Regions from separate parts of the Homo sapiens genome. Here regions 2 and 3 are each linked to region 1. A link is a loop called in an ENCODE intact Hi-C map of the cell type or tissue named here. Cell type or tissue: endothelial cell of umbilical vein. All regions are shown on one strand.

Region 1 (4,000 bases):
GCTTGTGCTGGCTTGAATTTCAAGTATCTTTGGGCTTTTAGCACTGTGAAAAGCAGGGAGCTCTTGAGAAGAAACTGAGGAAAGAAAGTGGAGATCATATGTTGTTAATTAGAAAAGAAGGAATGACAAGAATGCTAAGCTTTAGCTTCAGTTCTCCTTGTAAGTTGATGACAAGCCACATGTAAAGTTTAAGATGGGTATTTTTGAACTCATCCTTCTGCCCACTGGAGCAGCTCCAGCTGTATGGTAAAGAAACAAATGTGGCAAAACAGGATGTTTCAGGCTTTTACTTTCGAAGGGCCAAATGGAAGTAGAGATCTGGTCCTTTGGTCTCCTAATCACTGAAGATTGAAGGGTTTGTGACTCTCTAGGGCTGTATTTCTCACCCTGAGTAGGCATGCTGTTTTTTCAGGTGTGATTACAGGAGGGAAGAAAAGAGTAATCAGGTTAAGTAGGCCCTGTGAGGGAAGAATATGGGATTTCTCAGGTACAATGGCAGAAATAGGTGACCACTTCTGAGTCTACCAAGAATCCTTGGGCATTTCACTAAAACTGTCACTCAAAACTCCCAGATGGAATAATCTGTAGGTTTCCAAACAAAAAGATGGCGTCTTTCCTGGATTTCAAGCTTCTAGATACCTAGACCTCCTCTGGATAGAAAGAAGGAGATGCTTGACTGTGTATGCCTTTGCCTGGGGAGAATATAAGGAATTTTAATGATTTCCTGTGTAAAGTCGTGAGGGGCCTTGGGTAGCCAGTATAAACACAAGGCATTTCAGTTGATTGGATTTATGTTCCTGAAATCAGGAAACAGGCCAATGTAAGCCTCTGTTTAGCTCCATTCTACGGGACTGGAAGTTGGAATGCAAGGAGATGCTGCCTCAGTTTTTATCTTGTAGTCAGTGGCCACTCTGTTCTTTTTGGCTGTTGTTTCAGCTACTTAAATGAGTGTGTGTGTGTGTGTGTGTGTGTGTGTGTGTGTACAGTGTGTATATATATATATATATATATATATATATATATATATGCTACCTCACTTCTCAGGGAGGTTAGGGGCTGACAGAGGGTCTGACTTCCATGGATAGGATGACTGAGTCACAAAAGGACTCCCTTCAAGCCTGGGATAATATTTCTGAAAGATACAGGGATTAGATCATATGTTCTTGAACATCCTTTTCAGAAAATCCCTTGTGTAAGAAGCACAAAGGACATCCAGGAGCTTCCATTCTTCATCTGTTATCCAAGCCTATAGGGTCTACATCACTTTATCTCAAACTCATTTTTATACCCTGTCTTATGCAAAGAACTTGACACTAAGTTAGACAGCTCTGGAATCCAGCTTGGGCTCTGCCATCAGCTAGTTGTTTAAACTAAACAATTTACGAAGTAAAAGTAGCCACCATTGACTACTGTGTCAGCCCAATGCTCAGTGCCTTACATAGATGTTCACATTTCATCCTCACAACCCTGGGAGGTAGGGACTACTATTATCCTCACTTGAGGAGGATACTGTTTTCTAGTTGAGAAAACTAAAGTTTAGTCATTGACTCAAAGTAAATGGCTAATCAGTGGCAAAGTCCAAATTAGAATCCAGAATTGTTTCCAAAGCCCACCATCCTAAGCATTAAAGTAGACTGCTTCCACTCATACACTTTGTACTCTTTCTGTTCTGGGTCCTTGTACAATAGGAATAATTATTTGAAAATACCTAGCCTGCCTTCTTTATGAGAATGTTTCCAGGACAAAATGAGAGGATGGCTATCTCATTCCATGAACATTTATGTGTTATGGGAAAGACATTATTCTGGGGTGTGGGTATTCAAAAACAAATAAGAGGTTCCTTCCCTCCAGGAGATTACCATCTGTATATTCTGTCTTGAAATCTTGCCATCTGTGAAACTGCCTGGAAAAACATAAAGCATTATGCAAGTGCCTGTTTCCTATGATACTGTTTTATTGCATGTACAGTGAAGGAAAACTAACAGCCATAGGTACAGAACAAGCCAGGGTAAAATTCCACATGGCTTTCAGCTGCTCCCTACAAAACTTGGCAAGCAGCTGTTGCCAGTCCCAAGTGAGAATGAAAGGAGAGGAAATGGGCAGTAATATGAAGAGTGACTATAATGTAATGTGACTGCTGCTTTTTTGCAATCATATTAGGATGTGCACATCCTAAAGAGTGGTGTCCCCTTCAGACTAGTACCTTGGGAGGCTAAATCCCTGTACATTTATTGCAATGATGTTGCCATTGCTCAAAATATTTTTTGGAACTCCTCTTTAGTAATTGAGTTCAGAGCCTGGGGCACATCCTTTTGAATAACCACAGTGGTGATAAATCTTTGTCCCTTGAGGATGGATTTGATTTTAGCAAACAGCTAAAAGTCATTCGGAGCCAAGTCTATAGAATAAGGTGGGTGATCCAGCTCAGTAATAGAGTCTTTAATTTTTTTAAAAGAAAACAAAACCACTTCCTCTCTTCTTCATTCCTTTCCCCACCCTACTTTCCCCTTTCTTCCCCTCTCTTCTTCTCCCTTCCAAGTATGACTGTGAGCCATGAAGACCAGTTTTCTTGTGTGGTTAATAACCTAGTGTAAGCATTAAATGACTACTATACAAGGTCACAAGACTATGTAAGGGGTGAACTAAGATTAAACACTATGTCTTATGCAGATCACAGCATTAAAAACTTCAGCTAACAGGGAAGCTTTATGATGACAAAGGAACCTAAATAATGGAAATACATGAGCAGAGGACTATGGGTTATTCGTCTCTAAAGGTTTTGCTATATCCTGCACAGAGGACACAATTATATCATTGCTTGATGTCAGTAGAAATGTCCTGTGACTTGGTACTTCTTTCCAGACAAATCCAACTGGGGATAGGCCAACACCTCTGAAAACTGACTTTCCAAATAGATTATAAGGATGAAACAAGAACTCTCTGCTTCTCTACCCACCCTGGAAACAATAATATTGTAGGAGAGTCAGGGCTGTGCCTGAGCAAACTTGTGAAGGCATGGAAACATGTGTCTTTGGCAACCACTTTTTCATATCTGCCTCCTCAATTGCTATCACCACCTTCCCTTTATCTCCCTATTCCCCAGTTAAGGAGAAGAGTGTCCAGTTAGTGCATTCATGTTAAGAGGTTACAAAGACCATATACATTTTAGAAGAGGGCATCAGGGCTGTGATGAATCCAAAAAAAAGAGAAAAAAAAAAGGAAACCAGACAAGCAGAAGAGCTTGCCACATCAGGGAGGAGATATTTTAAGGCAAGGCCAGAATACCTCAAGTCACCCAAGAGAGGCAATATCTGCCACTCCTGTGCATGACATTATCCCTAGAGTGAGTTCTACCACAGGCTTTTTTCTCTCAAGTGTTGGCTTCCATTTTAAGAGCTAGACTTTGAACCACAGAATTTCAGAGCTGCCAAAGCCCTCAAGGAGATCCCATACTGTCATTTTAAAAATTGAAAGCTAGGATGAGTGCAAGGGAGAAGCAGGAAGAGTAATAGCCTGCTCCCAGATCACAAAAGAAGTTAATGGCCCTACTGGAGCTAGAACGCAGGTCCCTGGCTTCCCACCACAGTGGGTTTTTTTTTTCTCCAGGCCAGCAGTAGTTTGCAGAAATGCCTGCTTCAAAGGCTTTGTAAAGTGAGTCACACTTCCCGTGCTAGTTTCCTCTTGATACAAGAAGCTCTTATGTTTCTCAGTGGAGGAAGGAATGAGAAAAATGTCAGAATTCTATTCCATTTCCAGAGGCCCAACAGCTTCTCTCTTTTGAGGACAAGCAATCCCCTTGGGAACTCAGGATCATTGCTTTTGAGTTCAAGCAGCCAGCATGCCTTTCACAGCAACTCGAGTTTGTGTGTGTTATTGAATCCCCAAGATGAACTATTAGAGAACTATGTTTCCATGGGTCCCAGAGCACATGGTCTTAATTAGAATGTGCAAGAGAAAAGCAAATTTCCCCTTCTGAAGGTCTGAAAGTAACTTGAAATGC
Region 2 (4,000 bases), 64 kb before region 1:
GTAGGATTATATAAGCATACTTGCTATCTGTATACACATTTATTCTTTTTCCCTTTCCCAGTTCTAAGGCTCGGGTAAGTGCCACTAGTTCTGCTAACTGGGCACTGGTCCCTGGGGGAAGAGGCTTACCTTCAAGTATGGTTACATCACTAACTATGGCATAACTTGCCCTTTGTATCCCGTTCTCCACAAATGAACTTCCATCAGTATATAGGTTAAGGTCAGGATTAGCTAAGGGGACTTCTAAGAGACCAACTCGGGTGGCATAAATCTGGACTATAATTTGCTGACAGTCATGTTTGATTGGTTCCCCATCCTCTGGGAGAAAAGTGGCAGGGTTGAGGGCTATGCATGTCATATTTGACTCCCTCAAGGAGTAGTGCCTGGTATCTAAGTAGGCCATTGTCTGATAGCCATAAACTTCCTTTGGCACCTAGTATGCCATTTACATCATGAGTAGTCCAGACAGTGAGATCCTTTCCTTGTATTTTGATAACCTCTGACACTAAGACAGCCACCGCCACAACTACCTGTAAGTGGTGAGGCCAGCCTTTTGCTACTACATCAATTTCCTTACTTAGGTATGTCACTGGTTGTGGGGTTGTCCCACGAGTCTGAGCAAGGACTCCAAGAGCTATCCCTGCTCTCTCTGTGATGTATAAAGAGAAATTTTGTCCCGTGGGAAGGCTTAAGGCTGGAGCTTGAGTTTGTTCCTTCCAATGCCCAAACTTAAGGGTTGATTCCCTCCTCAAGTAGGGGACAACAAATGGGTAACTTGTTCCCCATATTCATGTAGATAATAGCTCCAGCTTTGGCTAATATATCCCTCCCTAATAAGGGTGTGGGATTTTCAGGCATAACAAGAAAGGCATGTGAAAAGAGCAAAGTCTCCCAATTACAACTGAGGAGGTAGGAGAAATACCACCTCCTCATGCTGTCCCAGGATTCCTTGGATGGTAACAGACCTTGAGGATAGCTGTCCAGGACAGGAGATTAACACTGAGAAAGCCACACCAGTGTCCAGAAGGAAGTCAATTTTCCTGGCCCTTAATGGTTATACGTACCCGGGGCTCAGTGAGGGTGATGACATGAGCCGGCACTTGCCCCAGGCACCCTCAGTCCTGTTGTTGGATCATCTGGTTGGGGGCTTCTGGCTCAGAGAAACTTTGTCCTCTGGGGCAGTGTGCCTTCCAGTGACTGCCTCGGCATAGCGGACATGAATGGGGGGCGGCTTGTTTCTCGTTGGGCAATCTTTTTTAAGTGTCCTTGTAAACTACACTGATAACAAGCCCTACTGGGTGATTGGCCTGCTCCATTTTCTGTCCTCTCTGAAGAATTTTCCTAATTCTGCACCTGGGGGCCAGGTGCAGAAAGCTATAATTTGAATGTCCTCCAAAGTTCATATGTTGAAACTTAATCCCCATAGTGGCAGTATTAAGAGGTGTGGTCTTTAGGAGCTGATTGAGTCATGAGGGGTCCACCTTCATGAATGGGTGTGGATGCCCTTAAAAGAGAGCTTGACAAGGGGAGTTTGCCCCTATTATTCCCATCCATACTTTCCACTGTATGACAACACATTACTACTCTTCAGATAATCTAACAACAATGTTTCATCTTGGAAGCGGAGCCCAGACTCTCAATAGGCACCAAATCTGCCACATTGAGCTTGGACTCCCCACCTCCAAAAGTGTGAGAAATAAATTTCTGTTCTTTATAAATTACCCAGTCTACAGTATTTTACTATAGAAGCACAAATATACTAAGACTCAAATTATGCTCCTTCTTCAACTTGCAGTCTAACTGGGCAAAGCAACGTGATTTGCAAGATAATAAACATTCACATAGAGATAAAGGACTCCAGTCAAAGTCGACTGCAGCACACCCTGGGCTAGTTACATTGGCCTGCCTCTGCATTCTGTGTTCTCACATCTCATGTGCCTTTTGTTCCACTGAGCTCTGAGCCAGGCTAGAAAGGCAAGTCTATTACTTCTTCCAAGTGAGATGGCAGAGTTCCAAGTGCAGGAAGGAAACAATCTTATCAGACCTCTAGCCCATTGATAAAACCACAGAAGGAAATCATTGAGTCTTAAATTGAGAAAGGGAAGTCTTAGATAAAAATAAGAATTGCCTGGGAGTTTCCACTTTAAAGTAACTTTTTCCACATCAATAGAACAACTTTTTATCATAGCAAGGGTAATTTATTTGTGGTCTTAGAGCCGAAATGCTGTTTGCCTGTTTAGAGCTGTTTATAAGGTCTACAGTAATGATTAATCCCTCCCACTCCCAAAAGATAGCCATTCTTTTCTCTACACCACTTCCTTTTTCAATTCATCAAGTCTTGTCCTAAAGGCCCAGAGTTCTTCTTTCAGATACTCTCTGAGTTTTCCCAGTACTGTATTTAGGTTTCATAATAGAAGAAACTGCCAGATGGTGAAAAGAGACTGCCTGGACAACATATCAAAAGAAATTATGAAATTGCTTTCATTCTAGATACTACCTGTCTGAATCTGTGTAGAATATATCCCTCCATTAGAAGGTTTTTTCCAATGCTAGAGTTTTAGAATTCTACGTGGTGTTTTGGGTTTTTCAGTTAGTCAGTTAATTAGCTTGCTTATTTATTTTCATATTCAATGATATTATTCTTCAACCACACTCAGAAAGAGACCAGACACATTGAGGAGAGTGAACTATAGTAGGGGTAAATATATAAATATGCAAAGGAACACCAAAGCCAGAGAAATTTTCAAACACCCACAATTTCAATAGAATCTTCATGCTGAGGAATTATCTTCAGCCTTCTTCATTAACTTAAAGACTTAAGGTAAATTTCTATGGGACAGTGACCTAAGGGCCTTTATGGGAGTTAAGAAAGAGTGGAAAATCCAACAAAAAACAGAAATCTCTTGAATTTTTCTCTCTTTTTTACAAGTTTGGCCAACAATGCAATGCAGGCAGTTATATCTTTTATAAATTTATTTTAATAGCTTTCTGGAGATATAATTTACATACTATGCAATTCACTCATTTAACATGTAGATTTCAGTGGCTTTTCATATATTCACAGAGATGTGCAATCATCAACCTATTTAAATTTAGAACATTCTAATCACGTCCAAATGAAATCCCATATCTATTAATAGTCACTCCCCATTCCCAGTAACTAAAAGCTGTTTACAATTTAACCCTAAATTACAAACAAATAAGAGAAAAATACCGTAACCCCCACTCCAATACCCAAATGACTGAACAATCAAAGAGCATGCCAACTTTCAGCTAGGCTGATGGCTGACATCGCAATGGTTCAATTCCCTCCAAACCCTTCCCTTAATCCTTGGGCAACCACTAATGTACTTTCTGTCTCTACAGATTTGCCTATTCTGGACATTTCATATACAAAAAATCATATGGCACGTTTTTCTCTGGCTTCTTTTACCTAGAATAAAATTTTCAAGGATCATCCGTGTTGTAGCATGTATCAGTATTTCATTCCTTCTTATGGCTGAATGATATTATATTGTATGGATATACCACATTTTGTTTATCCTTTTTTCTGTTGATGGGCATTGGCATTGTTTTCACTGTTTGGCTAGTATGAATAATGCTACTATAAATATTCATGTATGCATTTTTATATAGACATGTGTTTTCATTTTTCTTAAGTATACCTAGGAATGGAATTGCTGGGTCATAGAGTAGTTGTATGTTGAATTTTTTGAGGAACCGGCAGACTGTTCTCCAAGCTGCAACATCATTATACATTCCCATCAGCAATGAATGAAAATTCCAATTTCTCCATGTCCTCAGCAACACTGGATATTCTCTTTTTTCTTATAGCCATCCTATAGCCTTGAGTGTGTTGTATCTCATTCTGATTTTGATTACCATTTCCCTGATGACTAACAATGTTGAGTGTCTTTCTATGTGTTTGTTAGCCATTTGTGTATCTTTTTTGGAGAAATGTCTATTCAAATTATTTACCCATTTTTAAATTGGGTTATTT
Region 3 (4,000 bases), 130 kb after region 1:
AGGTGGCGCTGTGGCACCAGTATTCTTGAAAAGATGTCCAGGTAATTCTAGCATGCAGCCACACTGAGAACCCTTGACGTAAAGGAATCTCTAATGGTAGGGCAATAATATGTGCATTTGCTCCCTCCCTGCCTCAAAGGGGTTGTGGGTGGTTAGCACTCAATCCTAATTCTTCTCAGTCTGGCAGCCCAAAGAGCTTCAGGGCCTGGATTTATTTAACATTTTATGGTAGAGGCCAAAATGTCATTTCAAAGTATACAAATGGGTGGGATGTGAAACATTCATGGAATATAAACTTGCAGGAGACATTGGGCTTCAAGAAGATTTGTAACCTATTATAAAGTTATGATACTAAATATATTAGCCTGTTTCTGGCATGGCTCCTCCTGCAAATGATTTTATGTCTTTCAAAATAATTCTATGCTCTGCTTTGAAAGTATCAAGCTCTATTATGAAGTAATCAGAGCCATACTGATTGCTAAACATCACGGAATCTTGTCAACTGGAGCTGGAGGCAGATTACTGTAGTTCTGGAACTAAAAACTCCTCTTGCCCTCATCCTCTTGTGATCATCATAATTAAGGTCCAATACTGAAGCCACTTGAAACTTAAAACAGGCTTCTGATTATAGGCCAGGCCTAAGCTGGACCATTCTCTAACAAACATTTCCTTAACAATGGTTAAGGAAATGACTGGGACCAGGACTAATCCTTGAAGGAATCAGTTTGTCAAATAGTTTCTGAGATATCCATCCTAAAGTGGTGGAGTGGCTGCAGTGGGGGAATGAGCAGCGTTCCCATGAATCATAGCCATCTCCAGAGGAAGGTAAAATGGAGGTTAAAAAATTGGAATAGAAAAAATCAAAACTAGGTGTCACAAGGGCTTGCCATAAGTGTGAGTAAAAGAGATCTGATTCAAGAGGACCAGAAAGGGCCCCCTTTTGCCAAAATGCACCCAACTAACTTTGAGAATGATAGCTTTAGTGGGTCAAGTCCTTTGCTTCACATTTTGTCTATCGTCTCTGCAAGAATCGTCTTTGAACATTAAGCTTCCATTGGAAGGGGAAACTTAAAATTTAGACAGTCTTTTCATTTTAATATGCTTTCATTCATCAGCTAGGTGCCCCCCATATCAACTAACTGTGTGCTGCAAAAAGAAAAGCCCTGCTTTGAGAAAAGGCAGAAGGTATGGACATTTCGGAGTCCACAGAAGACAGATTCTAAGTAAGTGTCCCACAAGGACACTGGGTACCGTTGAAGGAAAGTATCCAGAAGGGAGTCAAAAGTAAATCTCTCCTCAGTGACTAGAACAAACAAAAATGAAGCCATAAGAAGACCCGCGCCTCCCCATACCATTTTGGCACTTTCGAAGCTACCAAGGTCCTAAGGGCAGAAAGAAAGGATGTATGGCTACAGTGCTCTTGACACCATTCTTCACTCAGGCGCTAAGAGCAGGCACTAGCATTCACAGGCATATGAAGCACAGAGTTCTTTGTACTGTTATTCAGTTCATAAAATAGGCTCTGTTGAAGCAGGGCAGTCTTGGGACCTGTGTGTGAGTGAAAAAGGGCAAATGTGTAAAGAAATGGGAAGGGATGTGCTACCCTAGGGTGTGAGGGTAGGAAACCTTTTGGAGATTGTAATCTCTTTCCCTGAAGTCACGTTTAAATTTCAGCGGGAGAAAGCACTCACTGCGAATTCTGTCTGCCTGGTGAATCCTCTGGAGGGCTTTCCGCATGCTTTGGCTGTCTTGTCCTGTGGTCAGGACGACCCCTACAGGTAAGCCGTGGCTCCGAAGAGCACTTGCGACTCGATTGGCTGTATGCACCCAAATGTCTTCATCTGAGGAAATGACTCCAGCATGAGCCCACTGGAAATATTTCATGACAGTTACAAGCACCCGGATGGGAGAAGGGAGTGTCCGAGAAAAGGTCGGGTAGCTAATTTTATTGTCTAATTCATAATTCACACAAGCCCAAGAGAAAATTCCTTTGTCCCAGCTGTTTCCCAGGAGCGAGGCTGCCTCGCAGTAGCCAGGGTTGGTAGGTCCAATAAATCCTGAGGCCATCTGGTGGTGGGAAATGAAACTGGAGAGAGCCCTCGAAGTCTGGCAGTCTTCATTGAGAATCACGTATTCAAAAGAATAACTCAGGTCAAAAGATGGGTCCCGGTTGATTCGCTCAATGGCTAATCGCGCAGCAACCTCAGGCAGGGCCTTTGAAAACAGCGAATCACAAGCCCAAGGGCCCACCACCCCTATCTTGTAGGGGAGTGTCCACACCTGCTGCGGAAGGGACATGACAGACAGAAGGCACAAGCACCACAGGAACTTGGCAGATGCAAGGCCATGGTGTCCCAGCAGTTTCCTGAAAGCCGCAAACCAGAGAACAAGGCGAGAAAAGCGCCCGAGTCCCAGGAACATAGCCCTCCTGCTTCCAGCAAGCTAATGACGAGATACTGGAGAGTTATTCTGCTTTCCCGACACAGACGGTGGTGTTTCCAAATGCCTGTCAATCAGAGGAAAAGGTTTGTTACTCACATTATTTCTGAAGCTTCTGGAAATCATCGGTTGTGAAAGAATGGCAAAAAAAAAAAAAAAATGGCAGTGCCCAAACTAAAAGTTTCTTTCCCCCATCCTGACAAAACTCCTCCTCTTCCTGTACCCCGTATCTCAGTACATGGCACATCCATCCACTGTTTGCCCACTTGCTTCTTTCAGAAAACTGGAAATCACTGAGACTCCTTCTCTTCCCCCACATTCAATCTATCACCAATTCCTATTTATTCAACTTCAGTAATAGCTGCCCACCTTACAGTGTTTTGAAAATTACATGAGTTAACACACGGCAAGTGCTTATAACAGAGCCTGGCAAGTCATTGGCATTATATTAGACATAGTATCATTATTATAGTTTTCAATATGTCCATTTTTCTCTCCCATACAGCTCTCTTGGAGAGAAATAGATGTAAACAGATAATAACAATGCAGAGTAAAAAGTGCTATGATTGAGGTAGCCCAAACAGAGAGACAGAGAGGATCACCTAAACCCAGATTTCAGGGGAGGAGAGAAGGGAGGAAGAACAGTCTCTCTGGATTGAGTACTGAAGAAAAGTTAGCCAGGTGAATGAAGTTGCAGGAGTAGTTTGGTGCTAAGATGCTAAGAGCCTTCCAAACAGAAGGAACAACATGCAGAAAGACCCAGAGGTAAAGATAGATAGATAGATAGATAGATAGATAGATAGATAGATAGATAGATAGACAGACTATATATATATGTGTGTGTGTATATATGTGCGTGTGTATATATATGTGTATATATATATGTGCGTGTATATATGTATGTGTGTGTGTGTATACATATATATATGGATTCTTAGAATTCTAAAGCATTTGTTCTGCTTGAGTCTGTGATGTCAGACAAGGCAAGGGCCAGATCACCAAGATATGCCATGATTGAATACTGTACCCAATGGTTTTAAGCAGGGAAATAGTATTATCAGATTTCCATTTTAAAGGATCTCTCTAGCAACAATGTGGAGAATGAGTTGGAAGAAAGCAAGACTGGAGGCAAAGAGACCAGTTTGGAGTCTGTCACAATAATCCATATGAGAAATGATGACAGACCAAGAGAGTGGTAGTGAAGACCTAGAGGAATGGGATCATCTCCTCCAAGATTAAAAATATCAAGATTAAGAAAACAGAAATAACAAGAACTTGGTGACTGACAAGATATAGAAGGTAAGTGAAAAGAAAGGAGGACTCTAGGATGATTTTGAGCTTTTCAGACCTAGGAAACTGATTGGAAAATGGCACAAGTCTCTGAGATAGGAAACACTGGAGGAAGGAGGTGGGAGAGACGATGCATTCTGATAGAGATCTTGAATTGGCCAACAAGTGGCAATATCCAGTAGATAACAGCACATACTGGAGGGCCTAGGAAAAAAATAGAAAGCTGAACAAGAGTTATAAATTCTTAATAGAAAGCTGAATAAGAGTTATA

What was found. Hi-C counts contacts between places; a loop is a spot of excess contacts. Peaks named below come from ENCODE experiments on the same cell type or tissue, not always from the same donor. Only the 100,000 strongest peaks of a DNase experiment are listed, where the experiment ranks them.
Region 2: a loop joins it to region 1, with 7 times the contacts of the local background. A loop is called at or near these places in 1 of 110 quality-filtered maps.
Region 3: it touches region 1 in a loop (2.8-fold over the local background); 1 of 110 quality-filtered maps calls a loop at or near these places.

The regions. Positions count from the first base shown.
Region 1 is chrX:109,344,100-109,348,099 of GRCh38, forward strand. No RefSeq gene overlaps it. Among named protein-coding and RNA genes, the nearest start is that of GUCY2F, 140 kb to the right of the region's middle. RefSeq lists an enhancer at 3,327-3,937. In endothelial cell of umbilical vein, no CTCF peak of the experiment used is centred here; DNase peaks (open chromatin) are centred at 762, 1,932 and 3,662; H3K27ac peaks cover 232 bases.
Region 2 is chrX:109,279,725-109,283,724 of GRCh38, forward strand. No RefSeq gene overlaps it. Among named protein-coding and RNA genes, the nearest start is that of GUCY2F, 200 kb to the right of the region's middle. In endothelial cell of umbilical vein, no CTCF peak of the experiment used is centred here; a DNase peak (open chromatin) is centred at 1,987.
Region 3 is chrX:109,473,516-109,477,515 of GRCh38, forward strand. GUCY2F (guanylate cyclase 2F, retinal) reads right to left here. Exons shown (of 20, transcript NM_001522.3): 2 at 1,692-2,506. The coding sequence starts at 2,421. Among named protein-coding and RNA genes, the nearest start is that of GUCY2F, 6.6 kb to the right of the region's middle. In endothelial cell of umbilical vein, a CTCF peak has its summit at 2,040 (motif pointing left); a DNase peak (open chromatin) is centred at 1,886.